4 separate regions of the Mus musculus genome follow, and all the other regions are linked to region 1. The links are chromatin loops, found by intact Hi-C in ENCODE. Cell type or tissue: left cerebral cortex. All regions are shown on one strand.

Region 1 (8,000 bases):
CTAGGAGAAAAACAATCGCAAACTTCAGCACATGTTTAAGGTCAAGTTCTACTGTGTAGAACTTCGTGCAGTTTTCAATTACAGACAGGCCGGATTTTGTGATGTTTCCCATATGGGCATGTGATATTCACCCCTTACTGCTCCTAAAGTGACCTCGTGAATAAGATAATAACCTTTAAATCCATTGATGGGATGTTTCCGAGTTCTGACTTTCACAAATAATGTTTAGGCAAGTCGTGTTTTAACTATCAAATAATATTTAATATATGTGCATTCCTGGAGAGGGACATGGATCCATTACTCAGATAAGGCAATGAACATAATTCTAGACTTACTACAAACATAAGTGACTTTAATATACAATCACTACAAATTTTTCAATCATGTATGAAAATGTAGGTCTTCTGCATTGTCCTCTGAATTTTGACTTATATGTTAACGATGCTTGCTCTGCTACTTGGCTTAACATTCTGCTTAAGGGAATATTTAAAGATTGAATTCACTCCACTCTTGTTAGGAAGTATGGAAATGTTTGTACATGGGAAAAAAATCTCATTGCATGCTAGAATGGAAATTCACCAGGGAGGGGGAAGCTGTTCATTTTATTGCCTAAGAGCTGTTGATATGCTCCCTGAATCTTTCAAAGGCATCTTTCATGCCACACAGGCAACCCGCAGCCAGTCAGAGAACAGAAAGAACACTTCTCACATGTGTCAATCTCCGAAAACTTGCATAGCAGCTGTGCTAGGTAGTGATGGGGATTATCGCAAGACCCAATTGCAGGGGTTTGCCTGCTGGAAGAGACACCCCATCCTCTCAAGGGACCACTTTGTTGGAGATGGTAGCAATAATGCATCTCTGTTGCTAGTGGATATTGTGGCCATGTAGCACAAAATTGGTGCTAGATAAAAATCAGAAAGTAATAAAAATGCAAAAAGGAAAACTGGGAGGTTTGGTTTTGTTTCAAAGTCTTAAAGTGGGAGAATAAAACAAATGTGCTAGGCTTGTTGCGTTTACAAAAAAAAAAAAAAAAGAAAGAAAGACAAGAAAACAGATATGCCTTTAATGACGAAAACTCGCAGGGCAGGGCATTCAGTCTTCCGGTTTGAGAACCATTCGGGTGCGTTGAGAAACAAAGTTGCAAAGTAAGCATGTTCAGACCTTTATTTGCTAATTTTTTGTAGGAAAGATCTCTCTCTCTCTCTCTCTCTCTCTCTCTCTCTCTCTCTCTCTCTCTCTCTCTCTCTCTCACCCTCCCTCCCTCTCCCTCCTTCTCTCCCTCTCCCCCTCCCCTCCCTCTCCCTCTCTCCTATGAGCCAGAGTTTTCTGTGCAAATGAAACAGGCGTTGTAAGAATGAGATTCACTTTGGACCACTCTTCACATTCCAAGTCATGACTGCGTTAAGCAGCACAATCCCATCTCTGGTTGATGGGCAGAAAAAGTGGGCAGCTTGCCAGGTAGACGTTTCCATGACTCCCAGCCCCCAAAGGTGATGCGTTTTTCAGCTAATTCAATGAAGAGTGGGCTGAACTTTGGGTCTAAACGAGACAATAGCTGCCTTCGCAGTATCAGCAGAATGGTTGATGGGAATGCCTCACTCTACATTTGGCAGAGAATCATGTGACCTGACGACTGAGATTTTGTGATGGTGCCAACGGAGACTTGGAAGCAGCAAACGGCCCTGACTTTTTTCTTCTTTTCTAGCAAGGATCAGAAAATGGTGGATCTTAAGACTTGACTTTAGCCAGTCTCAGCAAGCAACTGAGCTTTGAAGCACAACCTCGTCTTTATTCTGGGCTTTTGGCAGGCCACCAGGAGGCTGTCCCTTTCACGCCTGATAAATTCGGCTGCTTATCTCTAAAGAGAGAGAGAAAAGGAAAATAATAACAGAATATTGAGGCATAACAAGTGAATCCTAAATTGTATGTGCTTTTTTTCTTTTGTTTTCTTTTCTTTCTTTCTTTTTTTTACCTTTCCTGACTGCTGTTTTGTTTTGTTTTTTAATTTTTATGTTAATATCTTTTCTTTTTCCTTTTTTTTTTCTTCTTTTGGTTACTGAAGAATTCAAGTAGTTTGGGTTATTTATGTATGTATGTATTTGGTTTATAATGAACAGGCATTTGAACTGGTCGGACAGGACGACAGAGCAGTGAGCATGAGATCATTGCAGCCGAGTAGCAAACTGGCACCCAGCCTTTTCACCCCTTCGGTTCGGGAGACGAACGTGTGCAGTCCTCGTTTCTCAAGTCAGCCTGGAAGGATTCCGGGACTCTCCCACCTTCTACCATTCTGCTGCCAGTCGGTGGCAACGATTGGTGCAGATTCTGCGCAGTGCTTTGTGCCTGGAATATGGAGAAGGAAGAGAATGAAGACAAGCCCTCTGGACCTCCTTCTCTGAGAAATACCGGGAGCCCAGAAGAAACAGAAAAAAAAAAAATCCAAAACAAAAACAAAAAACCAAACCAAACAAAAACCCTGAGCTTCTCAGTATTCGCCAGAGTGCTGAAAAATACTGATAATGATGCGGAATGCCTGCGTGAAAACAAAAACAAACCAAAAATGCAAACCGAGACAAACCCAAAAAAGCAAACTTTGGTTTGTCTAACTCCTGAGACATCGGGCTTCGTTAAGCAGCTTGGAAGGCAACACAAATCTATGACCCTTCTTTCTTTTATTTATTTATTTTTGTTATTATTTCAAAAAACAATGGCCTAAGAGCAGTACATTGCACTTGGTGAACCCGCACTTTCATACCAGGTATAACTTTTTTTTTGTTTCTTTTTACGCTTTCTATTCCATAAATTAGACTCCTTGCAGTTTCAATTTGTTCTTATTAACTCATTACCCACTTTACACTTTTTTCTTTTGCTTTCTTACTCTAATCGTGATTAGCGTAGACACTAAACTGGAATAAGAAAACTCTCTATAGACATAAGCTCCTGCTTTGGTTGTTCACAGAAGTTTTAGGCAGACAGTAGTGTGTGTTATCTCTGATTTTTGTGTCCAGTAATATATTTTGTGGAGAAACGGGCTTGGGAATCAGTAGTAGTAAGGAAAGTAAAACCTTTTCTGTGACTCCTAATTTTAAATGCAAAAGAAGAAATTTCTCGAAGTTCTAAAAAGAGATCTTGCTTCAAAAATGCATCCATATAATGCTAAATAAAATTTCTTTTCATGCCGGTTTCAGTAGAGGAGAGATGGGAATAAACAGAGCGGATTCTCCGTTGCGAAGTAAAAAAAATAGCTTGTTCCTTAATAATTCTACTTCTAAAAATACAAGGAAAAAGAATTTGCCCTAGAGCAGTTGGGAAGCGTTGGAAGTTGCCCTTCACTGTTGTGGTGGGGAAAGTCTGTACAAACTTGCTTTCAAGTTCAGAGTTGCTTTGGCTCGGCAGGTGAATACATTGCATTCTAATTATTTTCTCTATTTGTAGAAGGAAATTGCTGAGCAAGTCAACGTCTTGTAACAAAATGCAGCTTTTCCTATTTTAGTGGTAGAGGGTTAAATGATATGCCCCCTTTAAAAACTTCTTTACTAAACAATGTTTCTAAACATGCAAGAAAATCTCTAAAAAGAAAAAAACGTTTTGAGATATGCAGTGTGTATCAATGAAGATTACAATGTTCATACTAAGAACTGGCATGATAATATTAGCTATGAGAAGAAAACTTTAGCATAATTGTTATGATTTTAAAATTATATTTCATGATATCATAAACATCAAGGATAAACAAAGAGAAATATTATACAGCTGGTTAATTCTGTCTTCTTTTCAGTTATATTATGAAAGGATTAACAGTTACCCAGACCTAATATAAAGATAATATTTGAAGCAATGTTTTATTGACTTTATCGGTTATTATTCACTAATTATTTGCAGAATAGCTCTTCTTCCTCCTTTGTTATTAGAAAGCCAACTTCCAAAGGCTTAATTAATATTGATAAACCTGTTTTCATGTTTCATGATTCTTTAGTTTAAAAAACATTATTTTGAATCTTATTTTAGGAGCCATTAATCTCCACACTCTTAATTATCTTATTAAGCTCCATGCCAAATCCAAAGCTCTTTTCAGCTTTCACCCCTTCATTGTGAAGAACCCAGTCGCTTCCGTAAGAGACACGTCCTTTCACTTTGAGAACTGTTCCCGGGAAAGCAACACCAACCAGAATGAACATGTAGCTGCAAACTGTGAAAGTATTTCTGTGTCATATGAGTATCCTGGGGTGGGGCCCTCAGACCCTGCCAAGCCTTAAGGAATAGACTTTTAAGGCTTTCCCCCATTTTGACATTGTCCTGTCTTCCCGGCCACCTCCTTCCTTTGCTCCCAATCTACACAGATGATCCCTGTAGGTGGCAGTTGTCTGATATTTTTCCTTTTGTGGTTGTTTTAGGGGAACACTTAAAGTGCATATGAGAAGAGAAGAGAATGACCACAGGAGAAAATCATCTCAGGTAAAACGAAAAGGCACAAATGTAGAGAGTAATTAATCTTAGAATATTAAAGAGAAAATGATTATGTCTGTGTTTGGTATAAGAAATGGTCCTTCCCTTTATGAAGCTACGTATTTGGGATTTTCACTGATGGTTTTCCTTCAAGAGTTTACAGTATTACTTGCCTTTGTCAACCTTTTGTTTGGTTTTGTGATCAATGCCCAGTGTCCATCATTCTGAGGACATATGTGTATGTTGATTTATACAATTCAGGTACAAGATGGTTGAATAGGAAGCTATTTAATGAAAAGGAAAATATGTTCTCAGTGGTTATACATTATAAAAGGAAGTAAAAATCTGATAGAAAAGTATAAGCTCATAGTTTATTTTTAATCTTTTCCATATATCTAGTAAGACAATAATGTCAAAGTATATTTTGTAGTAATAAAAGCTACAGCCAGTGTTTCCTCTTTCTTTTTTTTAAACATAAAATGTATAAATATATAAGGAAATACTTTTACTACAATTGGATGCATGATTGTTGATTATTTACTACAGTTTTAATAAGTAGGAGAATGATTTGAAAATAAATAATGGTGAAAATTTGTGTAGGCCAAATTATCTGTATTAAACTGGAGAAAATACATTCTATTTTTATTTATTTCAAAACATGCCAAATCATGAAGTAATTACTATGCAGTATTATTTTTCACAATGAAGATATAATTAAGAAAAGCTAAATCATTTTAGATATGAGTGCAATGATTAACGATTGTACAACTTATAATTTTGCTTCAGATGAGCTTAGAATCCTAAAAATGTACATGTAACTGGCTTCATGTGTGCTTACTGGCTTGCTTTCTTACAGTGTAGTAGCTGACAGAATTAAGAATCATTTATTTCATTTCAACCTGTTGAACAGAGGAATTATATGTAGCTGTGTATTTTGTTGAAAGGATATAGTTCTTGGGAAATAGATTTAAATGTGTTTTGTTGAAAGGGAATGTATGCTCCTTGGTGTGATATAAGCGACTACAAATATTCCAGAATAGCAGGAATAACACCGATCATGTCATTGATTTTAGGGTTTTTTGATACCATATCTTTTCCTCACTGCTGTAAAAGTTTAATTTCATCCCCACTGTAGGCACATGTCTGTACATCTAGAATTTGTGGGTTTTGTGTTCTTTACCTAGTCAACAAGACCTCATTTGTTTATAAAAAGCTATAATGTGACTAAATCTCAAAAATCATTAACTGAGTTTTATGTGAATAAATACAGTCACTCTAGTGCATATACAGTTTAATAACTTCCTTTTTAGTTGTAGACTTATCATACTATATCTGTGCCTCACAACAGTATAATTCATATGTACATATATTAGGTTCTCAATTAGGACATTTTAACAACAACGTTAAAATATTCACAGTTTAAAACAAAAGCAATCTTTAAAAAAGAAAAAATCAAGAAGAAAAGAGAGAAGTAAGAAAAGAAGAAAGGGAGGGAGAAAGAAAGAAAGAAAGAAAGAAAGAAAGAAAGAAAGAAAGAAAGAAAGAAAGAAAAGGAAAGAAGGAAGGAAGGAGAGAAGAAAGAAAGAAAGAAAGAAAGAAAGAAAGAAAGAAAGAAAAGAAAAAGGAAGAAAGGAAGAAAAAAAAGAAAGAAAAGAAGGAAGGAAGGAAGAAAGGGAGAGAGAGAGGAAGGAAGGAAGGAAGAAAGGGAGAGAGAGAGGAAGGAAGGAAGGAAGGAAGGAAGGAAGGAAGGAAGGAAGGAAGGAAGGATGGATTTGAAAACTACTTTTTAATCCTCATGCTTGTAACCCTATATTTAAGTCAGTGTATTTCTGAAGACCTTTACTGGGAATATGCATTCTGAGAGTCCAGCCTTTAAAATATTTACACTAAGATATTAATTTTATTTTTATCCCCTACTTCTTCTGTTAGATATTCAGAGCAAATGCTACGTTAGTAAAAGGTCCCTGTGAGACGATGCCCATTGACATAAACCCGTAGATCCGATCTTGTGGTGAAGTGGACCGCGCAAGCTCGTTTCTATGGGTCTGTGGCAGTGTGGTGATCTGACAAAGCACTATGTAAGTGTTGCTCACTCACATCTCAATACACTCCTGCTCACACTCCAGTCCTCTACACAACCTCGGAACAATAGCATTTCCATTGTTCTTCATGGATCTTTTAATCCTCTCATGTCTTACAAGGCAAGTTTTAATTGTTGACTTTCTGGAAGGATTTGTAGCAGAGCCATTCAAGGCTAAATACAAGTGCAATAAACTGCTTTCAAAAGGTTGGTGTTTTTAAATAGCTGGCTTTGAGCAAACTCTGCATAGCTGTTGTCATGAAACTTTGGCACACTTTTTCTTGATGGTTAATGTGTCTTATCTATTTCAACAACATAGTAAAGTCTATAACTAGATTATTATGTTACAGTTGAGCCAGTTTCTCTTCAAAATCAAGGCATTATTCTACTTTTAAATTTGCTCGCTGCTAATGGAAGTGTGGTCAAGGAGATGTTAGAAGACACTTCATGTGACCTATACTGTAAACTCACCAGATTAGGGTAGTCCTGTAAGCTACAACTGAAGTTGATTTGTAAACTGCTAGAATATTCTATCTACAACCTTGCCAAGCCCTTAGGTGTTTGGCCGCCATATTTGGAGGAGCGGACTGAAGATATGATAAGGAGTTTGAAGAAACATTGGAAGCTGTGTGCATCCGGGTTGAGGTAGTAGGTTGTATGGTTTAGAGTTACACCCTGGGAGTTAACTGTACAACCTTCTAGCTTTCCTTGGAGCACACTTGAGCCATCGAGGAATTCTCCATCTCTTTAATCTGACTGAGCCAATTTCTGTTCAAGAAAGTAATGTGTCATGAGTCCATGAGGCCTTAATGCATTACCTGATCATTCCAGACCTGATGGTTAGGATTCTGCTTGTGTCTACTTGTAAGCAATGACACAACGCTATTTCTCACGGGCTGTTATTTTGTGTTTACCAGTCTAAAGAACAAATGGGTAGTGAATTAAGTTGCATTAATATTGAAACTTTGGTTTCTTTCATCAATGGAATCACAAAATTTGGCATTTTCAAATAGATTATTGGTCCTTTTTAATTTCATACTTAGACACTACAGAAAGATGTTTAAATGTTAATAAATTTCATCATATATTGTCTGAGTTTTCTCATGACCCATCACTTTCTATCTTATGTTATACCTATAGATATGTTTACTTATATTTTCCACACTAGACTGTAAGCCCCTTGAGGGCAAAGTACACGTCTTATTTTTATTGTATTCTTTTAGTACTTATACATCTTAAACAGTAAATTTTTACAGGATCAATAAATGAGCTATAAGATTTCACTCTGTTAAGATTTTTTAAATTTGAAATTCCTTTATTGACCCAATTAAATTTTCATAACCTTAAGTTCCAGACTCTTTCTGAGTCAGTAAAATATTGATTTTTTTTACTGTTTTGATTTATTCTATATATACAATTTGAAATTTGGGAATACTTTCTCTCTGGAGTAAAGAGTAGAATGAAGTTACTGCTT
Region 2 (8,000 bases), 560 kb after region 1:
CTCTCTCATGGATTCCTGGAAACATAGTAAAAGTAAATTGCTTCTCAAACAGGCACTGATATAATTTCTCTATACACATGACAAATAATTGACTTTTACTACAAAAAATCATAGAGCTAAATTTGCAGATATCTTATTTCTCCAGCCATTGGACATATCTTACTGTTCCCATTTCTGAAGTGTTATAATTCATGTTTTGGTTTGGTTTGGTTTGGGTTTTTTTTTTTTTTTATGATCCTGAATCTGTGAAAGTTTATTTCTCTCAGGGTAATTGAGCCTCATTTTCTAAAGTCTTGACATCACAATCCCACCTCCCCTAGCCTAACACCCACCAACAGTTTGGAAGTTTCATCTTTCCACATTTAACTTTGATGGGTGTAATTTACTTCTCTCTTACTTAAATAAAATTAATTTAAAATGATACCCATAAAAGTGTGTAATAAATGTTTCCCTCTGACTTTCGGAGGGGCTCTGTGTTCTGGCTTGCAGAACCTCCCTGGCTGGGTTTTGTACATTTACTTAGCCCCTGCCCCCCTTAGCTTCAAGGCCTCCAGATGACCAAATCTATCTACTTCTGCATGAAAATGTATTTACAATTTCTGATTTCAGTAATAAAACAGCTTTGGAGCAAAGTCATAAGTGGGTTTATGACTTAGGATGGCCTCCTCCTATAATTTTGACATTGAAAAGCCATAAGATAAGCAGCAATTTTAATCTATTCACGACTTGTAACCTACCTCAGTTAATCAAGGAAAAGAAAAGTAAACATTCCAATATTAACTGTTTGCTGTAATATATGGATATTCCTACCCCAGAATTGTCTGTTGAGTTCACATTAATTCTATTTGTTTGAAATGTTCCTGTAAAAGCAGTCTTAGAGTATAGGTCTGGCTTCACTCATCAAAAAAAAAAAAAAAAGTGATACATTTTTTTCTTCTCTTCTTTATTTTTCATATTAAATAAATATTGAGCATCAACTGGTCTAAATATTTCTTGAAGAACTTCTATACTTCTAATTAAACCCCAAACATGCTTTTTCTCTTTTTAGATAAAAAAGGAAACCCTCATTTATTAATGCCCTGCATCTAAACTTAGCCAGAAGAAATGCGGCACCGTAAGGCAAGTTAAACACATCTGAACTCCCCTCAGCTGCCCGCAGCTTGACCTGTGTTTCCTACTCACCAATCCTGCTGCTCTTCTCAGGGCCAAGGATGTTCCGTTTCCTTTGTATCCCTTTCAGAAGTAATTGGTGTGTTCAAAACTTTTCCACATGACTCAGACTTTCTCCCCTTTGCTTTCAACTCCATGCGATAGTCAACATTCACTCTGTAGAACGTCAACCCAGAGTTCATACCAGGTGTACGGACTTCTATTTGTTTTATATTTCTATTCCAGTGGATAATAATTCCTCTGGGTTTCTATTTTGTCAAACAAAATATTTCTTTCCACCTCTGGATGCATTCAAATCAGGCTTAATGAATCTTACTCCCTCATTTAAGGTTTTAGGAAATAACTATTATTTAGCAAGTGATAATTATGGAGACAATTGCTACAATAAATCATCCTAAATTATTTCACTAACAAAAGGGCTTTCTAGGTTAATAATGTAAAATTTTTACTATACTAAATTGCTTCCTGATTATTCTACTACTATTTAAACAACATATATCAGTGAGACCATAGATGCTATTTTATATTTCTCCAACTTGTTAACATAATAATTATATGGGAAAATAGAAATACACGCTATTTTTCCTGAATCCTCAAATGAAACTTTCTATCTATAAAAACAAACTTATCTTATTACATACTCGTTATAATTATCTTAGAAGTTCCTACAAATAAAAGGAGCCTTATTATAGCCAAAAAGATTTTTTATAAATATGAAATTTGGTCTCAGTGTAGAAGGAAAATTTTATAGTGATATAAAGTTAAGAAAATACAACTGTTTCTTTGAAAAACATCACTTAATGGAAAATGTTTAGTTCAGTCTAATAAAATTGTCATTTTAAAGATAATTTCTGACTACACATTTACTTATCAGCTCATTTCCAGATGTTAAAAGCAGAATGTAAACTATTGTTTGTCCACTTATCACTGTCCATAGTTTTCAAGGGTTTTCTTTGAGGATAATTTACATGTGGAGCTAATATTTTAAGTTTTACTCAAATAACCATTGGTCACAATGATTCGTCAATGTAACTAAAATCTTGGAATCAAATTATGACCAAGATAAGCTCCAGACCTTGCAATCATCATGCCGACTGGAAAGAGGGCAGTGAGATCCCTTTTTTAACTGAAAACACAACATAATAAAGAAAAGAATGTAAACTAAATCCCAAATGTAACTGTATGACCAAAAGAAGTATTTGCATGTAAAAATGTGTTGCCAGAGTAAGGCAGATGTGGAGAAGCCTCTATGGAACACACAGAATGAGACTATCTGAAAGTTGGTATATTCTCCTGGAAAATCTTTTAATCTATCATTGATTAATTATTAAATACATAGAAATGTATGCCCAGTTGATAAGTTTCTGGTTGGTGAATTTAATACTTGGAAAACTAAGTTCAGTCCTGCAAATGAAGAATTAATTTTTCTTTCTACTCAACAAAAGTTTGTCAACACAAACATCATGGCCTCTGTCTCCTCTGACCTGGGGCATTTCTATAAGAACTACTCTGTTGTATTATTATTCAGATTCCATGAGATGATCTCAGGAACCTTGAGAGACTTAAAACATGGCAGGTTAGCTGGGGAGTCATATAGATATGCTATTAAAGCAAAGAGTGCTGACATCTGTACCATTTCTTGTACATAATAATAAGACTTTAATGAGTTTTGTTAAAAGAAAGAAATGCCTGGAAAAAAATTCCCTCTATCGGGTTAGCCTTCAAGAATTTCCCGACAGACTGAATTATTTTCACAAAATTAAAACCAATATCAGATCCTGTTTATTAAAATCACTCCCTCAATGTCCGACTATTCTTTTCCTTTGACATTTTTAAATGCTCGTCTTGTCTTCCTTTGTGTTTTTAGATGAATTCGTGTGCAGTACATTGATCAAAAGAAAGCGCTGCAAGAGAGCTTGCCAGGCTGGGGAAGGCAGTGAGCACTGAATTCACTGTTCAGCATCTAGTAACACAAGAGGCATGTGGATAATAGTTAGAGATCTAGCACACCTTAGTGGAAGCAATTATAACTACAACTGCTTCAAACACATTTCCACTTCAATTCCATTGTTTCAATGAAATTTCTTTGTACCTAAATAAAGGGATATTGGTTCGGCTTGAGCTCCTCTTAATTATGTATGCTTCCTTCCACTGAATCCTCACAGGAATTATGCAATGAGAGGAAACCTGATCATGAATTTCAAAACCAAAAGGCCTCCTCTCTTTTCAGAATATGCATGATGTTTTCATAGAGCTCCCCTGAAGCTACTGTACCAGAGACAATTGCATTTCATCTGGCATCACGGTAAAATATAAAGTATAAAGTATCACACACCCCGTGCACCCCATCAAACTACTAGTGTATTCTTGAACCACAAAGGTGTATCAGATCAGCTTTTCAAAGACTTCAAACACTTCTGTTTGCAAGTCAGTCTATGTATTCTGCTGGTGGGGTCATTTAGGCCATACGACTAAAATGTCATGGAGAAAGCAGAAAAGACATCACAAACATCTATCCTGTTATCCAGAGAGGCTTGGGAATGCTTGGTTTGCATCCTGTTCCATGGCTCTGTTACACAGTTGAGATGGGTAAGCATTACTCTCTGAAGACATTTTCCTCTCTGAAACTGGTATTGGAAGGGTAACATGTTTAGAGCTGGACCCTAATGGAAGACAAGCAAGACAATTGTCACTGAAAGAACACTATGGAGGTGGTGTGCTCCTATCTCCTCCTACCACATGAAGATGCAGCAAAATGGCTCTTACTGAACCACACATGTTGACACGCTGATCTTGAATGTCTCAGTCAACAAATTTGTGAGAACTACACTTCTGTTCTTCATCAACTATCCAGTTTGACTCTGTAGAAATTGCTTTTTGTTTGACGACTTTCTAAGTTATCAACCAAAAGAATTTGGTGGGGAAATACAACCTCTGCTTACTTTCCCATATGCACAAGTGCTGGCCAATGCCTGTGGTGTGAAGGAGTAGTCAACCAATCATCCATAGGCTCAGCTGTCAGAGCCGCTGGAGAGAAGTTCCTATACTCCCTACATCCCTGGAACTTGATCTAGGCAACAGTGACAGGAATGCAGCCAAGAATTGGTTGTAGTGACTGACACACTCTAGTAGGAAAAGTAGAACCGGTCTCAACTCCTTTTATGGTGTACCTGTTGGCACTTCAAAAGAAATATGTCAAAACACATTACACACACAAACTCACACACCACAAACACACATGCATACAAACATACACAACTGCAAACTCACACACGCATATGCATACAAACACACACCCACACATCTATAAACATATACACAGCACACACACACGCACACATACGAACACACGCACACATACATACAAATGGGCGCACACATAGAAACACACACAATAAACTATAAAATTACATCTCCTTTATCTACTCAGAGAGGAAATTCTCACTCAGCATTTTGTATTGTTTTGTTCAGTTCTACTCCTGTCTTATTTTGATCTTCCTTGTATATTAATCAGGATTCACTAGAGGACAGAGTCTGCAGAGTTTGTAGGATGAATATATACTTACTATATCAGCTTACATTGAAATAATAATACAGTTGTTACACCTGGGATTCTGAAAACCTAGTAGTTGCTAAGTCCTTGATACTCAGTACCTCAGCAGTTGGAGCACTCCCACAGTCTCACACCGCAGAGACCAACAACCCAACAGTTGGTTAGTCCATGAAGCAGTCCCAGTGTGGTGAGGAAACATGGAAGTTCCCTGGAGAGCTGCCAGTCCTTAGTCAACAATGGAAGCCTGGAAACTCTGGTGCTGATACCATTGAAGGAATGAGCAGAAACAACACAGAAGGCCAATCTCTCAAAGGAAGGATAATCTTTCTACCATGCCCTTTTTATCTGGGTGCTAGCAGAACATGCTGCCCCTCACTCAGGATGAGTCCTCTCACATCAATTAAGGCAATCAGGACAAATCTTCAGTTGAGGATCCCTATTCAGATTATTCCAGTTCATGGCAGTTGCCATGAAAACCAACCATCACTACTCCTCACTGAAGTTCTCATAGCATCATCCGGGATCTTTCCTATCTTACAACCTTTATTTTTCCGATCCCTGCATTTTTTTTTATGAATTACCAACCCCATTGTCCTTACTAATTTTTACATGCTCAGTTTATCCTGTATCTTAGAGCCTTCCTTTACTATCCTAGAGGAGGACGTAGTTTTTAATTTCCAACCATTTACTCTACTGTTTTCAAATATCTAGTTTGTTTCTAGAGGAGTTGTTATTGCTGGAGTCTTTTTCTCTTATAAGTGGCAGTGGCAATTAAAATTACTAGGGAATGTGTCTCAATAGGAAAACCCTTTCATAAAAGGGTATAAAACTGGACAGGTATCCAACCCAAAGGTGTAAATTGCAATGCAGAAAGAAATGCAATCGATCTGGTAGTATGGCTGCTCTAAAAATCAAACTCTTTGTTGATGCAATTTCAAGGATATCAAAATGGTTTAAATATTAGGCAAAATTTAGAAGTCTAGTTTTAAAATTGACCAATTGTCTCCAAATGGAGACAAATAAATGAGATAAAGTAAGTTCAAGACTTCAAAAGTCTGAAGATGTTCTTTGTAGTATAGAGGCAATCCTAGAATTCACATAGATATGTGAAAGATGCTGACTAGTCAAAAACAAACAAACAAACAAACAAACAAACAAACAAACAAAAACCTCTAAGCAGAATGGCCAGTACTACAGGTATCATAATATCAGATTCCAAATTAATATACAGAGTCATACCAGCAAAATCATCGTGCTGCCAGCATAAAAATAGATGTACAGATAAGTAGAATTAAAAAACAGTGTACTGGCTGGTTTTGTGTGTCACCTCCACACAAGCTGGAGTTATCACAGAGAAAGGAGCCTCCCTTGAGGAAATGCCTCCATGAGATCAGCTGTAAGGCATTTTCTCAATTTGTGATCAAGGCAGGAGGGCCCAACCCATTGTGAGTGGTGCTATCCCTGGCCCAGTAGTCCTGGGTTCTATAAGAAAGCAAGCTAAGCAAGCCAGGGGAAGCAAGCCTGTAAGAAACATCCTTCCATGGCCTCTGTATCAGCTCCTACTTCCTGACCTACTTGAGTTCCAAACCTGACTTCCTTTGGTGACAAACAGCAATGTAGAAGTGTAAGCTGAATAAACCCTTTCCTCCCCAACTTGCTTCTTGGTCATGTTGTTTTGTACAGGAATAGAAATCCTGACTAAGATGAATAGAGAGCCCAGAAATAAGCTTATGCAGCTACAGTGGCATTATTCTCAACAAACCTTCCAGGAACATACGTTGGAAAAGAGACAGCCTCCTCAACAAATGGTGTTGTAGAAACTGTATATTCGCATACAGTACAATGTAATTACATCCCTATCTCTCACCTTGATTAAAATAGAATCAATTCAAATTACACTGAGGGCCTTAAGTAAGGTCTGAGACCGCTAGAGAAAAACACTGCAATGTATGAACATAGACTGAAACTTCCTGTAAGGCAGTCGGTTGGCTCAAGAAACAACATTCGTTGACGAATAGGAAAGCAGCAAGTTGAAATGTGTTCAGCATACGAATCAATCACCAGAGTAAAGAATAACCCTACATAATGGAAGAGAAATTTTTCTAGCTATGCATCTGAGAGGGAAATAATAACCAAGACATATAAAAAAACTAATAATAATAATAAGCACCAAAATAATAAATAATTGGATCAATAAGTGGGTGAAATAACTAACAAATAAATGTATAAATATACAGGAAATGTTCTTAAAAGTACATCTTTAGTCATCAGAAAAATAAAAATTAAATTTATACTGAAATCCCCTTTCATTCCAGTCAAAACAGCTACCATTCAGGAAAAAAACAAATACAAAAACAAACAAAGAAAAGAAACTGGCAAGGATGCAGGGAAGGAAACCCTTAGCACTGTAGCAGAAGGCAAAGTAGTGCTTCTATTGTAGAAATCATTATAAAGATCTCTTATAAACTATTATATTAGACTAGAATAGGTCTTCTATGCTTATAATTAAGATATAATCAGCTTACTATAGAGATAGATGAACACCTATGTGTATCATTACTATTGACAATTTCCAGTTCATGAATCAACCTATCAGCATATGATCAAAGAAAATATGATTAATTCTAGAGTCGTATTCGTCCATAAAGAAGAAAATGATTTCTCTTGTTTGAATATGGATGGCTCATCATAGTAAACAAAATAAACAAGATTTACAAAAATAGATATATGTTTTCTCTCGTTCTCATGTGTATGGAAATTAAGGATGAAGGAAACAGGACATTCAAGTCAAAAAGTATATCTATTACTCTTCTATTGCTGTGATAACATAGCATCATCAAAAGCAACTTAAGGAAGAAAGGGTTTATTTTAGCTTGTGGTTCCAGAGGTAGAGTCCAGAGGCAGGGCAAAAGGAACAGGAAGCTAGCTGGTCATGTTACATCTATATGCAGGAAGTAGAGAAGCACAGAACAAGAAGTGTGTCAAGGCTATAAACCCTTACTGCTCACCCCAGTAATAAACTTCACCTTCAACCAGCAAGGCTCCACCTTTTAAAAAGTTCATAAACTCCCTACACAATGACATAACTAGGTAACACATGTTCAAATACATGAGCCTAGAAGGGACATTTCTTATTTAAACCACCATAATCGGTGAGTGTTAGAGATGGGGAAGAAGCTAAAGATGGAGAGGGTAGATAATGACATCTAAGGATGATGATCAAAGTGTAGTACATTCCTGCTCAGTCTACAGTGTGTAGTTGTAATACCACAGTCAG
Region 3 (8,000 bases), 390 kb after region 1:
TGTGTGTGTGTGTGTATTTGTGTGTGTGTGTGTATTTGTGTGTATGTGTGTGTGTGTGTATGTGTGTATGTGTGTGTGTATGTGTGTGTATGTGTGTGTGTATTTGTGTGTGTGTGTATTTGTGTGTATGTGTGTGTGTATGTGTGTATGTGTGTGTGTGTATATGTGTGTGTATTTGTGTGTGTGTATTTGTGTGTGTGTGTGTATGTGTGTGTGTATTTGTGTGTGTGTATTTGTGTGTGTGTGTATGTGTGTGTGTGTGTGTATATATATATATATATTTATATTTATATATATACATATATATTTACCATATCCTCACATTCATTCTTCAATTTGTTTCTATAAATCTATGACATAAAACAAATGAAACATTATCACTATTTTTTTCAAAGCATTGTGTGATTTTTTCCAATGGCATTCAAACTGGGGATCTAGTTCCAATTGTTTCCACACGCAGTCTAGAGTTGTCTCTCTTCTGGGCCATGCCAAAATGGGGACCACCCTTGCAACATGTCACCATGAAGATCTTTCCAGTTCAAATATAAGTGCTTTAGATAAGAGTAAAACGAACAGACTGAGGCATCGGCTATCATGATGGGGCAAAATCTGAGAGTCCAGTGCTCAAAATCAAAGCTCTGAAGTCCAAGATCATATTCAATAGAAGTTTATCTCCAAAACTTAGATTGTCTTCTCACCTAAATGACGTAACAGTCCTAAATAATAATAATTTAGGCCTAGTCATGTTTCATTTGGTTAGTATAACAAAACTGCTGGACAGAAAGGCTTTCTTAAAAATCTGTACAACACCCCTCCAGTCATCTTAGTAACTTCCAGATGTTATGTTTTCATTCAGCACTATTTGAGACTTCCTACTGAAAACAAACAAACAAACAAAAAACAACAAAAAAAAAAAAAAACAAAAAAACAAAAGCAGTCCAGGTCCAGACTCTTAGGTACATTTACCACATTTATCCTACCTGTTATAGCCTGCAGTTGGGAACAGAAATAATAGCTAGAAAAAGAAATCATTTCAGCTTCGAAGAATCATAAAATTTCATGTTGAACTTAAAAACGTATCTCAAAAAGTCAGGATGAGCTCAGCAGAGCAAGCGTGGTGCTGGCTTCCTTTCCTTTCCTTCTTCTCTTTCATGATTTTTCTTTCTTTCTTTGAGAAGTGGTGGGGACGGGGGTTGTTTTGCACTGTATTGGGTCAGCTGACACGTTGAGTATTCACATCGGATATTTTTAAACCCCTTTCTTATTTCAGTTGCTTTTATGCAACTAATTTAGATGTGTCCTTAAATTAGGTTTTCTTTAACTCTTGAAAGGGTTTGGCTTTCATTCCTTACATGGAACAATAGTTCCTCTTGGGCAAGAGTGCCAGCTACATTTATTATCTGTCCCATTCCCGGTGGGCATTGCAGTCTCTTCTTAGAAAAGTTAGTCATGTGGATTTTTTTTTTCGATTGGGGAAAGGATAGCAAGCTTTAGTAACCATCTTTGATTTGTGCGAGGACTAGGCTGTTTTGGTTTTTTTTTTTTTCTTTTTCCATGCTTCCCATTTTCTTATTTTAGACTTCTGTAGATGCTTCAGTCTTTATCCATAACAGTCAAGAATGAGCCTATCTTTGGAATGCTCTAAGAGCTAGAGACACATTTAGCCTGTTAATGCTGCAGATTTGGCCCAATTCCATTTAGGCTAATTACACCCTGTTCTTCAAAAAATATCTCTTTGCACTTTCATTGGGTGATGAAAAAGATCGGTTTTTTTTCTTTCTTTTTTTCTTTTTCAACCTCCTTTTCTGAGCTAGAGCTCAATCGTCAAAAGCCCAGCATGGATCCATCTGAAGTTGCCTAAGGATAAATTCCCCAAGTGTGGGAGAAACCGAAAGAACACAGCCATTCCCAAAACCAGTACTCAGAGAAAAATATATGACGGTCTGGATGCAAAAGCCAGCCCTTCACTTTTAAAAGAGACGCTTCTTTGTCCAGGGAGAGGGACGGCATGCTTAAGGATCCACACTAAATGCCATCCCAGAGTGTGAGGAGTTCCCCGGAAACGCATTGTCTCTTTCTTGTTCAAAAATGAAAAACATCGAAAAGTAATCCAAAAAAAAAAAAAAAAATCGAGATCCTACAGTTCCTAACCTCCTTTTGGATACTACATGTATGTTGTATAGTCCCACCTGGTCCAGCATGCTAAAGACTTTAGTGAAATGCAAACATCTTACTGTAGTGTCTCCTTTTAGCTGCAATGTTTGTATCAAGTGCTTCTGGCGTTTGTGCCGATTGTATCAAAGTGAAGTTGGCCTCTGTTATCCTAGCCTCCTTTCAGAAGTTGCTATAATGCTTGTCTATGCAAGATTTTCTTGATGTTAACACATGGGAAATTTGCTTTGGGCTCTGCTGACTTGACGGTTAAACATTTTTTCTTATGATGAAGTTGCTTGTTTTAAAACCAAATGATGTCATGCAACTAAAACAAAACGGAATTATACTAATTATGATCCAGAGTGACAGGTTTATAAGGAATCATACTTTATGTCTGTCCTTGGAATGTGCAGTCATTATCTATCAAGTATTCACATGTATACTGGGATTTTTTTACACTGAGACTCCACACTTAACCACACACCAACAAAACGCAGCATCAGGGATGAATAGATTCATTCTGCTGGTCTGCGACTAGAAAGTTCCCATGATAAGGACTTTATTTTCTTTGAGAGTGAGATAAAAGAATCTATCTAACTTTATGATTCATGAACTTAGATCGGTTCACAGGGCCTTTGCTGTTGCTGCTAAACTTTCACGTTCTCTCTTGCAAGCTTTGTATAAGTGTAAAATTGCATTCACATCTTCAGAAAGAGCCTTGGAAGGGATGAAGCAGAAGAGAAGCAGATTTTTCCCCCAAATATCAGTAATAATAAAGTCTCCTAGAATATAGTTCTAGGTGACAAAGAAGAAGGGAGACATTGTGAAACACCCTGAACTTCAGTTCACAGTAAGCTTTTACATATAGAGAAGATGAGAAATTGAGGGAAAAAAAAATTACTAAGTTTCAAGAAGTCCCCGAAAGTGGTAACAGTGATCTTGCCCTTAGGAAAACAAGGAAGATAATCTATTTATCAAAAAGAGAAAGAAAGGAATGGTGGCTGAATCATAACCAGACTCTCTAGTGGACGATACTTTGTTTGAGACATTGTTGTTGTTGTTGTTGTTTTAAGTATAATTTTGTATGTTTACTAAAACCTAACTCTTTATCTTTGGTCACTGTGAAACCTTCTCTGGATTGCAAAAGAAATCCTGGTAAGTCTTTAAGTCTTTCTCTAAGAAGGCATCTGTAACAAATAATAAAGATACTTCCATTTAAGGAAAGAACAGTTTGGATGTCTTTATATAAAATGTTACCACCTTCAGACTATGTGACCAAACTAAAACTGTACTTAAAGAATGAGATCAAGGTAAAAGTCACATGTTAAAAAGTTAGCCTTAAGTCCCATTAAAAAAATATTTGAAGGAGCCAAGAAAAGGGGGGGAGGGCAGATTTTTTTTCAGATGTATAGCAAAGTCATAAAATGTCCTGGGCCAAGAAGTTAAGAGTGAGTGTGAATTATTGCAAGCAATACACCCTACAAACAACAGTAGGAATTTGAGCGGCACTATCATTTAGCTGCTGTCTCCTTCCTCAGTTTACTCCTGTTTGTAAAAAGTAATTGCCAATTCTTCTGAAATGCCATAACTTTACTTTCACGGAAAAATGATGAGGGAAACGAAAGTAGTCAGGTGGGGTAGGAGTCCCATCTCAGTGGGTGTCACCGAAGATCTATAAAAAGAGAGTGTCTACTAAGTCCAAAGCCACAAGAGAGTCTTACGAAAAATAAGTTACAGACTGGAGAGATGGCTTAAAGGTCAACACCACTGTCTGATTATCCAGAGGGTTCAAGCTCAATTGCAAACATGCGCAAGATGGTTCATCAGTTTCAGTGGATGCAATGCCCTCTTCTGGCCAGTGGTGGAACTGCACCCATATGTTGCACAGACACTCATGGAGACAAAAACACACAAATGAACTATCCAGAGTGCTTTTTAAAATACACTATTTGACCAAGATATAGATTGTCTCCCTCTTCTTCTCATGCTAGTAAATGTATGGCATCACACCGATGCTGAAATTCAAAGGACAAATGAAATACCCGGAAACCAGTGCATTCTTCTGCAGGGTGAACAAAGACATTTAAAATTAACATCTCCAGAACATCACCATTTGCTAGATGATGTAGCCATTAAGCATTTTGTGCTTGTATTAATTATTCGACACTGTCTCCTAAAATGCTCATGATTGCTGGGTGTAAGGAAAAATAAAATATTTAAAATAAATATCAGCAGAGCTTAACATTACAGTCAGTCAGTTGATACTTTCACCAATTTCCTAGGTTTGACTATGTCTTTTACCTCATTTAACCTGGTAATAAATAGAAATTAAACAGTATTGCCATTTATGACTTATAAAGCTGTCTGTCATAACTGATGAAATTACTCCAAATTCTAACTTTACCCAAAGGATGTACTTGCATGAAAATTGGCTTGAGTACCTTGGCTTAAACTTCAGCTTTTGCAATAGCTGTAAATTTTATCCATCTGAATGTTTAAAAGTCAGAATATGTTCATAAATAAGCAAAAATTTTAGTATATGACACTCCCTGGAAACAGAAACCAGATGAGTTTTGTGAGAGCAGGGTTTCTCAATTACACACAGCTGAGTTCAAGCCAACCCACTTGGTTAGCTGTGTTCTTAATTAAAGGTGTGTCTTTACTGGCGTTCTTCCAGTCTACCTACTTGGCGGAGGTAGTGTCTTTGGGAAGCCTAGAAAAAGCCTTGACACAGAAAGCTCTCTATGCTTGTGCAAGATGATTTTATCCTGTGATTCTCTGACGTACAAAACTCGAGAGGGGCTTTGGTAGTAGTAAAAAGTAAAACTTCATGAAGAGCCCATAAACATACAAACATACAAAGTGAATGAGAAAGCCACAAAGCTGGCATTTTAGGCAGTGCCGTTCATATTTGGATAGGAACATACAAATAATAAAGAGAACTGCCTACGGTCTCAGAATTCTGGGAGGTTGAGACAAGATAATTGGCTTGAGTTTGAGATCAACCTAGGCTATAGAGCGAATCCCCATCTCAAAAACAAAAAAGCTAAAATTTTAAAAATAATTAAAAATATAAACAAAAGAATCAAAGTCTCAGGAAAATGGCAAGCTAAAGCAGAAAATAATGAATATTTTTAATTAATAAACCATGTAGATTGATGGGAAGTTAGCAGGGTCTTCTCAGACGTTAGTTACCCTCCAGGAGACTAGTCAGTTTTACTAGTATGGGTTTTAACACAGGTGTGTGACCTTAGTATTCAAGGGGTGGACGCAGGAGGATAAGGACTTGTAATCGGATACATAGCAAACCTGAAAGCAACCTGAGATATATACAAGACTGTGTGTCAAAGGAAAATGAAATAGATATAGGAGAAAAAATCCCTATATACAATTAAGCTATCAATTTTCAGAGGATGATCAACTGCTAAGGTTTGATTGCCGCATCCATGCTGAAATCCTGAGATTTAAGTGTTATGGCAACCATATTAGAAGGTGAGGCTTTTAAGGGTTCATTAGGTCATGAGGGATATGACTGAATTAACAGAACCCTGAGAGTGGGTCACCTAAAAGAGCGTGGCTTGGCTTGCAGCTCGTGTGCTCACTTGTTCTTCTTCATTTCACCATGAGATGAAAAAAAGCACAAAATCCTTCACTGGATACGAGCACCAAGCTCTTGGTTCTTCAAACTCCAGCACTGTGAAAAACACATTATTGCTTTCTTTGCACATTACTCAGTATGGACATCCTATATGAGTAGTAGAAAGCAGACCAAGTCAGGGTGGAAGCCAGTTTTCTGTTGGGGGGGGTCAAAATAATTGAGAACAATAATTAAAAAGAAGAACTTCTTCTGGCTCAAAATTTGGGGAGATTCGATCCTTGCTCAGTTGGTGAGTCCCATTGTCTCTGGGTCTGTGACATGACAGTGCATCTTGACAGGACCCTGAGGTGCAGCAGGGTTGAGGGATGGCGGGGTAGGAAGGAAGGAAGAAGGAAGGAAGGGAGGGAGCAGAGAAGGAAGGAAGGAAGGAAGGAAGGAAGGAAGGAAGGAGAGAAGGAAGGAGGGAGGGAGAGAGAGAAAGAAAAGAAAGAAAGAAAGAAAGAAAGAAAGAAGGAAGGAAGGAAGGAAGGAAGGAAGGAGAGAAGGAAGGAGGAAGGGAGAGAGAGAAAGAAAAGAAAAGAAAGAAAGAAAGAAAGAAAGAAAGAAGGAAGGAAGGAGGGAGGGAGGGAGAGAGAAAGAAAAGAAAGAAAGAAAGAAAGAAAGAAAGAAAGAAAGAAAGAAAGAAAGAAAGAAGGAAGGAAGGAAGGAGGGAGGGAGAGAGAGAAAGAAAAGAAAGAAAGAAAGAAAGAAAGAAAGAAAGAAAGAAAAGAGGAAGGAAGGAAGGAGAGAAGGAAGGAGGGAGGGAGAGAGAGAAAGAAAAGAAAGAAAGAAAGAAAGAAAGAAGGAAGGAAGGAGGGAGGGAGAGAGAGAAAAGAAAGAAAGAAAGAAAGAAAGAAAGAAGGAAGGAGAGAAGGAAGGAGGGAGAGAGAGAGAAAGAAAAGAAAGAAAGAAAGAAAGAAAGAAAGAAAGAAAGAAAGAAACAGAAAGGACGGAAAGAAGAAAGAAAGAAAGAAAGAAAGAAAGAAAGAAAGAAAGAAAGAAAGAAAGAAAGAAAGAAAGAAAGAAAGAAAGAAAGAAAGAAAGAAAGACATGTGGATGGATGGAAAGGAAGGAGTTTTGGGGGAAAGCAAGAAAGTTGAGTTAAGAAACCAGAGTTGAACAAACAAATTTTAAGGCAAGCCTTTAAAGGAACAATTTTTGTTGAGCTAATTTCTGTTCCCTAGAGCCCATCACACAAATGTTCCACCATCTCCAAATAACACCATGAGCTGAATTTGAGCCATTGCATTAGGAGAACCTTTAAGGCTCAAACTGCAGCAGATAGTGACTAACCAGTGTCACGTTCATGGCAGATATGACACTTCTGTTGTCTTTGCTTCCTTGAAACAACGCTTTGAAGAAGAAAGAAAAAAACTGACATTAGCATTTTCTGATGACTCCGTTTGTGTCACCATATAAGGTGTCTCGTTTTCAACACACCGTCCTCCTCACACAGAGGGAGCGAGGAGTGCTGAGTAGTCTAGCAGGCAGAAGGCACACTGTGCAGAACTTCTTGAGAACATCAATATCTGGTAGAGCAAGAAATGACCACTGCTGTACCTGGAACCTTCTAATATGTTGAATAAGAAGATCTATATTTTTCCTGGAGTAAAATATAATAACTATTGCATTTATCACTCTTGGCATGCAGTGCTACAGCCCAGCTACCTGCTTCAAGAAGCCCCACAATGGCCGTCCGGGCCTGAGCCAGGACTGTGACACTGAAACGGACCCAGAATGTGTGCCAGCTGTTTGCATTTTAATTTATTTCAGATATAGTCAAGTTGACAAAGAATATAGTCATCATAGGTAGTGTCCCAAATTGTAACCATGAACCCCAAAAGATGTCATCTGGATCTTATTTTGACCTTCCTCTGTTTCCTAGAAACTGACTAATTTGCAGAGGGATCCTGCCACTTGGTGTTCTGCAGGACATGTGGGCGATGGCACGTTCCACTGGCAGGCCACCATCATGGTCTCAAATGACAGTCCTTACAAAGGAGACATTTTCTTTCTTTCTGACCATCCTCCTTAGCAAGGCCTTGCAAATGACTTCCTTTGCCAAAGTCCTTTGGCATTGTTCCCAACACAGTAAAATGCAGAAGGAGCAGAATGTGTAGGCCCTGCTGTCTTGATTCAGAGTCTCACGCTAATATTCTGAATTCCTGTTTTCTTCCCAGTAAACGGAGACTTCTCAGGTACTTAGAAA
Region 4 (8,000 bases), 180 kb before region 1:
ATACGATGGGCTTGAATACAGAACCTAAAAATAATGAAAAATGATAAGACCCCTGTCAGGGATGCAAGTTTAACAACGATGTTCTGGGTTAAGATTATTTAAGGATGGTTTGCCACATGAATCTATAGGTAAAGCTTCTTGCCCTCAAGGCTGATGGCTTGATTTCAGTCTGTGGGTTCCACCAGGTGGAAGGAACCATTACCTTGAAGTTGCCCTCTGACTAGCACATACTTGCTATGGAATATGTGCTCATTGTACATATATGTGCACAAATGCACAAAGCAAAGAACAACAACAAAAAAAATCAATGCATTGAAATCATGACCTGAGGTCTTTTACCATGCTCTTTAGTGTGCAATCCTTAAAGTGTGTCCCACCTCTCTTTTATGTTTAGATTCACTCTGAATTTTAAGTGTTCTATGATGAAGAGCTCACACTAGTGTTTACTCTAACATGACTCTACCCTACACCCTCATACCATATACATCAATGTTAGAGGCTTATTTTTATTTATCTCCAATGTCCTCATACCAACATTTCCTCTGAGGAAAGACACCAGGATGTAAAGCATGATGGGAACAAATCTGTGGTTGTGATACCTCTGAATGGGAAACCTGGAACCAAGAGATTGGAAGGTAGAGAGGTGTAAGTGGATGGTTTCTATAAAGGAACTGTTAAAGGATGTGAGAGATTTGGTTCTGGAGAATTTACTGGGGAAAGGAATTCTGGCCGTATTCTTGGCATATGGCCAAGAATTCATTTGCAAGCTCTGAAATTAACCAATGCTCTCATATGCAAGAAAGAGCAAATAGACACCTATTTGGTCATCACCATTGAGAGTACCAGAGAAGACTTGGACATAACTTCTGATTAGTATCAATTATAAGCTACACTTGAAGAAAAAAAAATCAGTTACCTTTTTGCAAGAGAAAGGTTTCCTTAATAATAGTTTGAGCAAAAGCATTTCTGAATGGTGACTGAGTGAAAGCCTCCAAATATTTTGAAGAAATGATGAAATTTTGAAACAACATAAAGAATTATATTTTGTTGTACAGATAATTCTCAATACTCTCAGTTTTCAGGAAAGTCTTTCCAAAGAGTTTGTTGTACATGTATATTATCCTTCTTATACAGAAAAGGTGAATACCATGTAATAAAAAAAAAATTAATGCCAGGACAGGGAAGTGGGGGTGGGTGGGTTGGTGAGGAGGGGGAGGGGAGATGTGGCGGGGGGATGGGGGATGGGGTTTTTGGAGGGGAAACCAGGAAAGGGAACATTGAAACATTTGAAATCTAGATAAAGAAAATGTCTAATAAAAATTTTTTTAAAATAGCAAATATATTTCTAACATTGAATCTGGGTAAGATATCAGTTTAAATAGATTTGAAATTATTTGACAAACATTTGAGGAAATCGAAGACACAATGCTAGCTGAATTAGCTAATGTGAAAATAAGAAGATATGTCCATTTATAAAATAAGGGTGTGGGATGATGGGAGAAGCTGGTCCAAGGGAAACAGTATCAGGATAGCATATCCATGAGCATTGTACTAAAGCATGGTGACTATAGGTAATCATGAGGTGGCATAGGTTTGAAAATTGCTGAGGCTCTGCGTGATGAATGTGGTTACCACAGGACATGATAAGTATGCAAGGTAATGAATAAATTAACTAACTTTAGTCATCAAGTAGTATATTCACATATCAAAACATTACTTTATATGCCATATATATGGTATTATATATATTGCATATACATGTGTACATATTTTATATCTGTATTTATACTGTATGTTATACCATACACACACACTAGATAGATAGATGGATAGATAGATAGATAGATACACACACACAAACACACACACACACACACACACATACACATATATATATATATATATGTGTGTGTATGTATATATGCTTACTTTGTTAGTTATACATCTTTCTGAAACCAAGTAACAAAAGGAGTTTTTTGTGTATTCAATTATTAGGTTGGTACACTGTTGTTTATTTTGTACTTCAATAATTTACTTGTGAAGTTGACACTAATTTTCATATTTTAGAGTCATTTGACATGACGCTTCTGTTTTGTGTAAATGAAAGGCACAGTGGGTGTGTTTCTTTTGTTTGCTGAGATGATTTGCACATAAACACAGCTCACAGATGCAGCAATATTCATACTTTTGAGGGAAGAACTGAATACTCAGAATAAAGCCAATTTTGATAACAGCATGAAGCAGTATTTGCTCTAAGATTTCCTTTGTTAATTTCTAGGTAGGTTTTTTGGGGTGTGTTTAAATGTTCCTTTATACATTCTATTTAATGTAAAATCATATTCTCCTGATATAAGAGTGAATACAGAAAGAGAATTCTGTCCTCGGTTCGTACTGTTTCAAGGGGATGGTTCTCCTTTTACTGAGACTTCAATGATAAATCTACTTTTAAGTTTTTGTGAGAGCTGATATTTTATGTCATTTTAGGCATGCTTTCTTAGAGTGAGCATGTATGTTAATTAGAAAGAAAATAATTTATTGAGAGCTGTATCAAGTGCAGCCTTCTAAATGGTATGAGATTTTCCCAAGGATCCATATTGTCCTTGGACTTGGCTGTTGTATTACGCTTTAAATGGAATTGATTGTGTGGTTGTAATGAAAGTAATAGATTGATTTCTACCCAGGCTCACAAAGAGTAAATAGAAAAGCATTCCTGTCTTGACCTACATTCATAACCAGTGTGACTTGCTGGATTTAGACCCAAATCTTAGGAAAGACAACATGCACATGTAATGAAGACGGTTTGAAGTTTAAATTTTTAAAATAGTTTTTAATGATTTCTCTGGTTACCATTTTTGTATCAATTAGATCATAGTCACCCAAGAAGTATTTCTTTGCTTAAAACCTTTGCATAATTTCTCATGTAACTGGCATTCCTAAACTAGAGTCTTTATGAATATACTAAAATATTAGCATGAATTTTGAAACAGTAGTATCTACCTTAGTATCTGTAAGTTTGAATGCTATTTTAGTGATTTAAGCCTATGACATTTTTAAACTTTGGATTTATTGACTATTTTTATGACTAAGATATTTTGTTGGTGAAGTACAACATGAAATACTAGGAAACACACAGCATCACTGTGTTTTCACCATCGTGTTCGTGGTTTTTATGAAGAAGCATTCCTGCTGGATCTAGAATCATTGACTTCTTTACTGAATAATGAAATATTTGTTTGTAATAACACGCGCAGTATCTTTCTTTCATCTTTTCTTGATAATTTAGAAGATAAACACACACAAATATTACACACATACCACACACACACACACACATATATGTGTATATGTATATATATATGCTATCAGTTTGGACTTTGAAAGCCTGTGTCCTACATACCCTTCTATAATAAAACTTCAGGAAACAAAACAAAGAGTTTAATTTGAAAACATGTTTTTGTTATGAATGGAGGAATGGAAGATTAAAAGAACTTACAAACAACAACAACAACAACAACAACAAAAACCCAACCCCAACAATCCCTCTGTAAGGAGCAGTTGTTTCTCACACATTCTGTGACTCCTTTGGATTTGTTTTATGTTTGGGTAAAACACTTTAGTGTAATGATGCCTAAATGAGACAAAACAAAACAAAATAAAAACAAAATGCAACACATAAAAGTTGGAAACGACAAAGAGATAAAACCAAACCAAAAAAAAAAAAAAAAAAACAAACAAACAAACAAACCCCAAAAAACAAAAACCAAGGGACACATTTGACTCCTGGTGTTTCTGAGTCGGAGCTTCAAGCTCTTTCTATTCTTCCCAGCCCACTCGATTACCCTGCAGGTTGTGGCAGACAATTCCCAGGAAAAGCTTAGACACGGAGCCTGCTTGCTTCTTGACTCCATTTTAAACCTTTTGTTCACACCAGGGTGGCATTTTTTCACACCACATGTGGCAATTTTGACTCCTAGCCAACTTGTCTTACAAAATCAAAGTCTGCAGGGTTTCCCCACCCCCACCCCCTCTGTTCACAAGGAGCTTACTGAACTCTGACTGCTGGAGAGTCTTCCCTAGCTATTGGTGCAGAAGTTTATGGAAAAATGTTTTTCCAGAGAGAGAAAGGGAGAGAGGGGAAGAAGACAGGCAGAGTGAGAAATGTCCTGCCTTGAAACACTGCAGATGAATTCTTAGATAGAATAGATGTTAACTCTGCAAATATTACTTGTGAAAAAAAACACAGAGAGCTCTATGCTTATTAATTTTTAGCATTATGCTTAATGTTAATTATAAAATCAGGATAATTAAAGAAAACACTAAGGAGATGTAAATTCCAATATGATCATGTCATTTTAAAAAGCTGCCATGTAATAATAAAATGAAAATATCTGCGGGTACATATTGTCTTTACCCTGCATTTTACAATACTCACTAGGAGCGAATGGATGTTCCTTTTGTATATGATACTGAACATGCTGTGTTTGATACTATCTCTAGCCAGGAGTAAAAGAAAAGGTTCTTCTAGAACTGTATGCTGTGAACCCCATCAATGAAATAACTGCTCCTACTTCATCTTTTTAAAGAGAATTTTCTTTCATTCTTACTTGTTTCCTTTAAAGGGTGCCTCACTCATTCACATTTTGTAATGGCAAATTGCAAAACTATAGCTGAGAAATGATATAAAACGCACTCACCAGCAAGTAATGGAAGAAACAGTATTTTACCAAATTCAAAGGTTTGTGCAGAGGCTGTTCCTCTATTTCTAGGAGGGACATGAAGGAACACAAATCTCTGAGTATATGTGATGTTATAGATAACAAGGCAGATGCAACTGTATGTAGGTTTCCCCTGGGTAAGCTTACCCTGTTTTCTTTTTATTTATTTATACTAATAAGAACATTTAAAGATAGACATTAAAAACATTTCTTCAACATACATATTAATTCATTATCTGTGTAAGAATGTCAGTAGAAGGTGGTTGTTTTAGTCAACCCATGGGTGGTAATTGTATGACTGCTTAGTTTTTCTGCAGTAGCACAGTAATCATATGTTTTAATCGTAAGTGACAAATCACAAGGCAAAAGGGAAATCAGATATTGGAAGCCATAGTAAACATCTGTAAAGTATCAAATATCAAGACCAAAGAGACTTATTGCTTATTGATATGGCATGAAAATATACTAAAGTTTTTTGCTAAAACGTCGGCACAGAGGAACAAAGCCTTTGTAGTCAATGTGAGCTGCATGTTTTATTTATCAAAATAACAACACTATTGTGCAGTAAGGAAAGAAATATAGAACAGCTACATGTGAGGGCATGTATGCCTTTGCTCCCTTCACTCAGACAACATGTAAGTAAACTCACTGCATTTGAATTATTCACTGCAGGGTTTACAATAAGAAATTTATCTGGTAAATTGAAAAGACCTCAATTAAGAAGCATGCACAAACTCACACTCATACACAGTCATATACACACATGCATGCTATGGGTAACTGTAAAACAAGAGATAGTCCATCAGAGCTTAAGAGAGAGAGGGCAGCCTGGTTTCCAGCAGAAGATGACTAGCAGGCAGAACCTCGTAGCTTTCCCTTAACACAGGGCAGTTACTTCGGTTAACTTAGAAAAAGAATGGAAAATACAAAGCATGTGATTTCCAGGAATAGATAAACCCAGACTCACTGCTTAAAAATTAATTGCAGATGGGTTTATATTCCGAGTTTTTTTTTTATGGTGCCTGAATATTTATAAAGTACATGGTTTGCTTTTCAGTTAATTTAAAAACTGACCTTTGTACAAATAGAAAGGAAAGCATTTTTTTTTTTTGCATCTAGAAATAAAATGTACAGAGGTCAAATGAAACTATTTTCATTTAAGCTAGAACAAAGAAGCTAAAGGAAACAAAATATCTGGTCAAACATGTACCTGTGTTCAACCCTCACAGAATGCTAACCAGAATCTAAACAAACAAAACAAAACAGAACAGAAAAAAACAAAAACACCCTCGTAAATCATTTGACCCTAGGAACTTTAAAGGAAGGAAAAATATTATCTAAGGTATAGTAAGTTTATAAAATAATAGTTACCTACTTTTGCAGCCAAAAATAAACGTGTGCTGAAAAATATGATTGTTGCATGTGCATCCCAAAGAGAATAAAAATCCATCTAACTCCTCTTTCTTCATTGGTAGAGGGAAGAAGCAGCTTTGATTGCTTTTAGGTTTCTTCCTTTCCACCCTTGCTGCCTAGTCCCTCTTCTCGCCAGTGTATCTTTATGTTAGGAGAAACAGAACACAATCCCAAGACAGACATATTCAAAATAAACACTTCCGGGGCCAGAGAGTAACAGGCTTGCTGCTTTTCTTTCTAGCTTCTTTTAATATGAGTTTATACGTTCTGCCACAAAATTCAACTTGTAAGTAATCCTGTGGTACTTCAGCCTAGATGAAAAGAATGCTCATTGTGAATTATATTTCATCTGTCACAATAACCTTTTTTATTCTGCCCTGGACCTCCCCCTTGCCTTTGGCAATTAGAGAAAATATGTATGCCTTTAAGTATGAAGTACTCGTTTCTTCAAATCCAACCAAACCACTCCTGATGACAGTCACAGACAGACAGTGCTTTCAAATCACCATGCTGGGGAGATGCACCCAAGACATCCTCAAGCTACCCAGTTTCACAAGGACACGGTGAAATTGGGCATTCGGGAATGAGCAGGTGCCATAAGTCTCATTAACATCAGCTGCTGGTGAGCAGCAAGGAAATTTTAGTTATATTTAAAAATTGAAATGCAAAAACCTTCTAGTTACTTTTTTAGTTAAATCGTGCCCGGAGACAGATATTATCAGTAATATTTACTTCAATATATTAAATCATAATGATTTTATTTGTCATTTGTACTTTCCTAAGCACAAAATAAGTTATGTGCTTTTAAGTATATTTCAACACTTCCAATTAATATTTTTGCTGATGTTTAAAGAAGGAGAGAAAGCAAAGAAAACACATTCCTTTCAGATAGAGTTTAGCAGACACTGTCATTCAGTTTAAAAATCAATGTGTTTATCCGGTTTACTTACTCTTATAAATTCACTGAAATCACCTTGAGAGGCTCAAGTTCACCTTTCTGGATTTAAGCCTGTTAAATAACAGACACCATCAAGTCGTCCCCGTAAAAGGATAACTTAGATGCTCGGCTTTATAGGGTGTAGTAAAAGTTAGCACACTTCTACCTACAAAGCTACAAAAAAGACCTTAAGACAGCTACAAAGGAAAACAGAGGACAGGAGAAAAAAAAGTTCCGTTTTCACAGCAAAACAAAAATCCCTGCTTGTACAGTATCCCAGGCAGTCTCCAGAACAGCTGGATAAAGGCATACGAATAATTTAAGCCAACACAAAATTCATCAAGTATGAAGAAAGAAAGAAGGAGAAAAAAAAAAAAACCAACTTGAGACTAAAATGAAAACCTTTTGGCCCACAGCACAGGTTGGGCACAAAAGTGCTGGCTAAGCTATCTATTTCACACATGCAACGACAGAAGGTTCGATATTCATTCGATCGATGAGTGAAAAGGCACAATGGCAAAATCAGACAGACTTCTTTTCAAATACAGATCTCCAATGTCCCCCTCCAGTCTGCAGCTGCACGGCTGGTGGTGTGGCTCAGACGGAGCAAGGGTTACATCAAGGCTGCTCTCTGGACCGTGCAAACAGTCTAGACCAATGACCTGCAGCATCATGCCCTTTGAAGAAGAGGCAAGTTCGGTCATGATGAAGAAGAATCGAGGCGTACCCCCTTTTAACAATAGGGAGCAGCTCGAGGCTGCAAAGAGGTAAGCAGGGTAAGAAGAAAACAGCATCTGCTTCCATGGTTACAGGCCAACTATGAGAACCTCGCTTTTCAAGGGAGTCTGTTCTCAGGCTCCCTTGTGGGGTGTGCTGTGCATTGTAAGAGAAGGCAGGTTCAGCTGAAATCGCAGAGTTATTTCAGAGTAAAATGA

Evidence for each region. Peaks named below come from ENCODE experiments on the same cell type or tissue, not always from the same donor. Only the 100,000 strongest peaks of a DNase experiment are listed, where the experiment ranks them.
Region 2: it touches region 1 in a loop (5-fold over the local background); 4 of 42 quality-filtered maps call a loop at or near these places.
Region 3: it touches region 1 in a loop (2.4-fold over the local background); 2 of 42 quality-filtered maps call a loop at or near these places.
Region 4: it touches region 1 in a loop (6-fold over the local background); 7 of 42 quality-filtered maps call a loop at or near these places.

Annotation. Positions count from the first base shown.
Region 1 is chr16:77,592,505-77,600,504 of GRCm38, forward strand. It overlaps Mir99a (microRNA 99a), which reads left to right and starts at 6,432; the gene lies at 6,432-6,496. It overlaps Mirlet7c-1 (microRNA let7c-1), which reads left to right and starts at 7,153; the gene lies at 7,153-7,246. In left cerebral cortex, CTCF peaks have their summits at 1,786 (motif pointing right) and 4,329; DNase peaks (open chromatin) are centred at 675, 1,102, 1,609, 2,274 and 6 more places; H3K4me3 peaks cover 4,576 bases; H3K27ac peaks cover 5,409 bases.
Region 2 is chr16:78,153,589-78,161,588 of GRCm38, forward strand. It overlaps Gm31495 (a long non-coding RNA gene), which reads right to left and starts at 1,352. Exons shown (of 3, transcript XR_876180.1): 1 at 1,183-1,352. In left cerebral cortex, a CTCF peak has its summit at 3,185; DNase peaks (open chromatin) are centred at 3,132 and 6,184; H3K4me3 peaks cover 502 bases.
Region 3 is chr16:77,985,333-77,993,332 of GRCm38, forward strand. No RefSeq gene overlaps it. Among named protein-coding and RNA genes, the nearest start is that of Gm31431, 100 kb to the right of the region's middle. In left cerebral cortex, a CTCF peak has its summit at 4,016 (motif pointing left); DNase peaks (open chromatin) are centred at 1,285, 1,749, 2,296 and 2,660; H3K4me3 peaks cover 1,358 bases; H3K27ac peaks cover 806 bases.
Region 4 is chr16:77,414,021-77,422,020 of GRCm38, forward strand. The region is part of intron 2 of Mir99ahg (Mir99a and Mirlet7c-1 host gene (non-protein coding)); the gene reads left to right. It overlaps 9430053O09Rik (a long non-coding RNA gene), which reads right to left and starts at 6,362. Exons shown (of 4, transcript XR_003951960.1): 1 at 6,091-6,362; 2 at 1-24. In left cerebral cortex, a CTCF peak has its summit at 3,856; DNase peaks (open chromatin) are centred at 3,917, 4,729, 5,301, 6,322 and 2 more places; H3K4me3 peaks cover 4,337 bases; H3K27ac peaks cover 4,893 bases.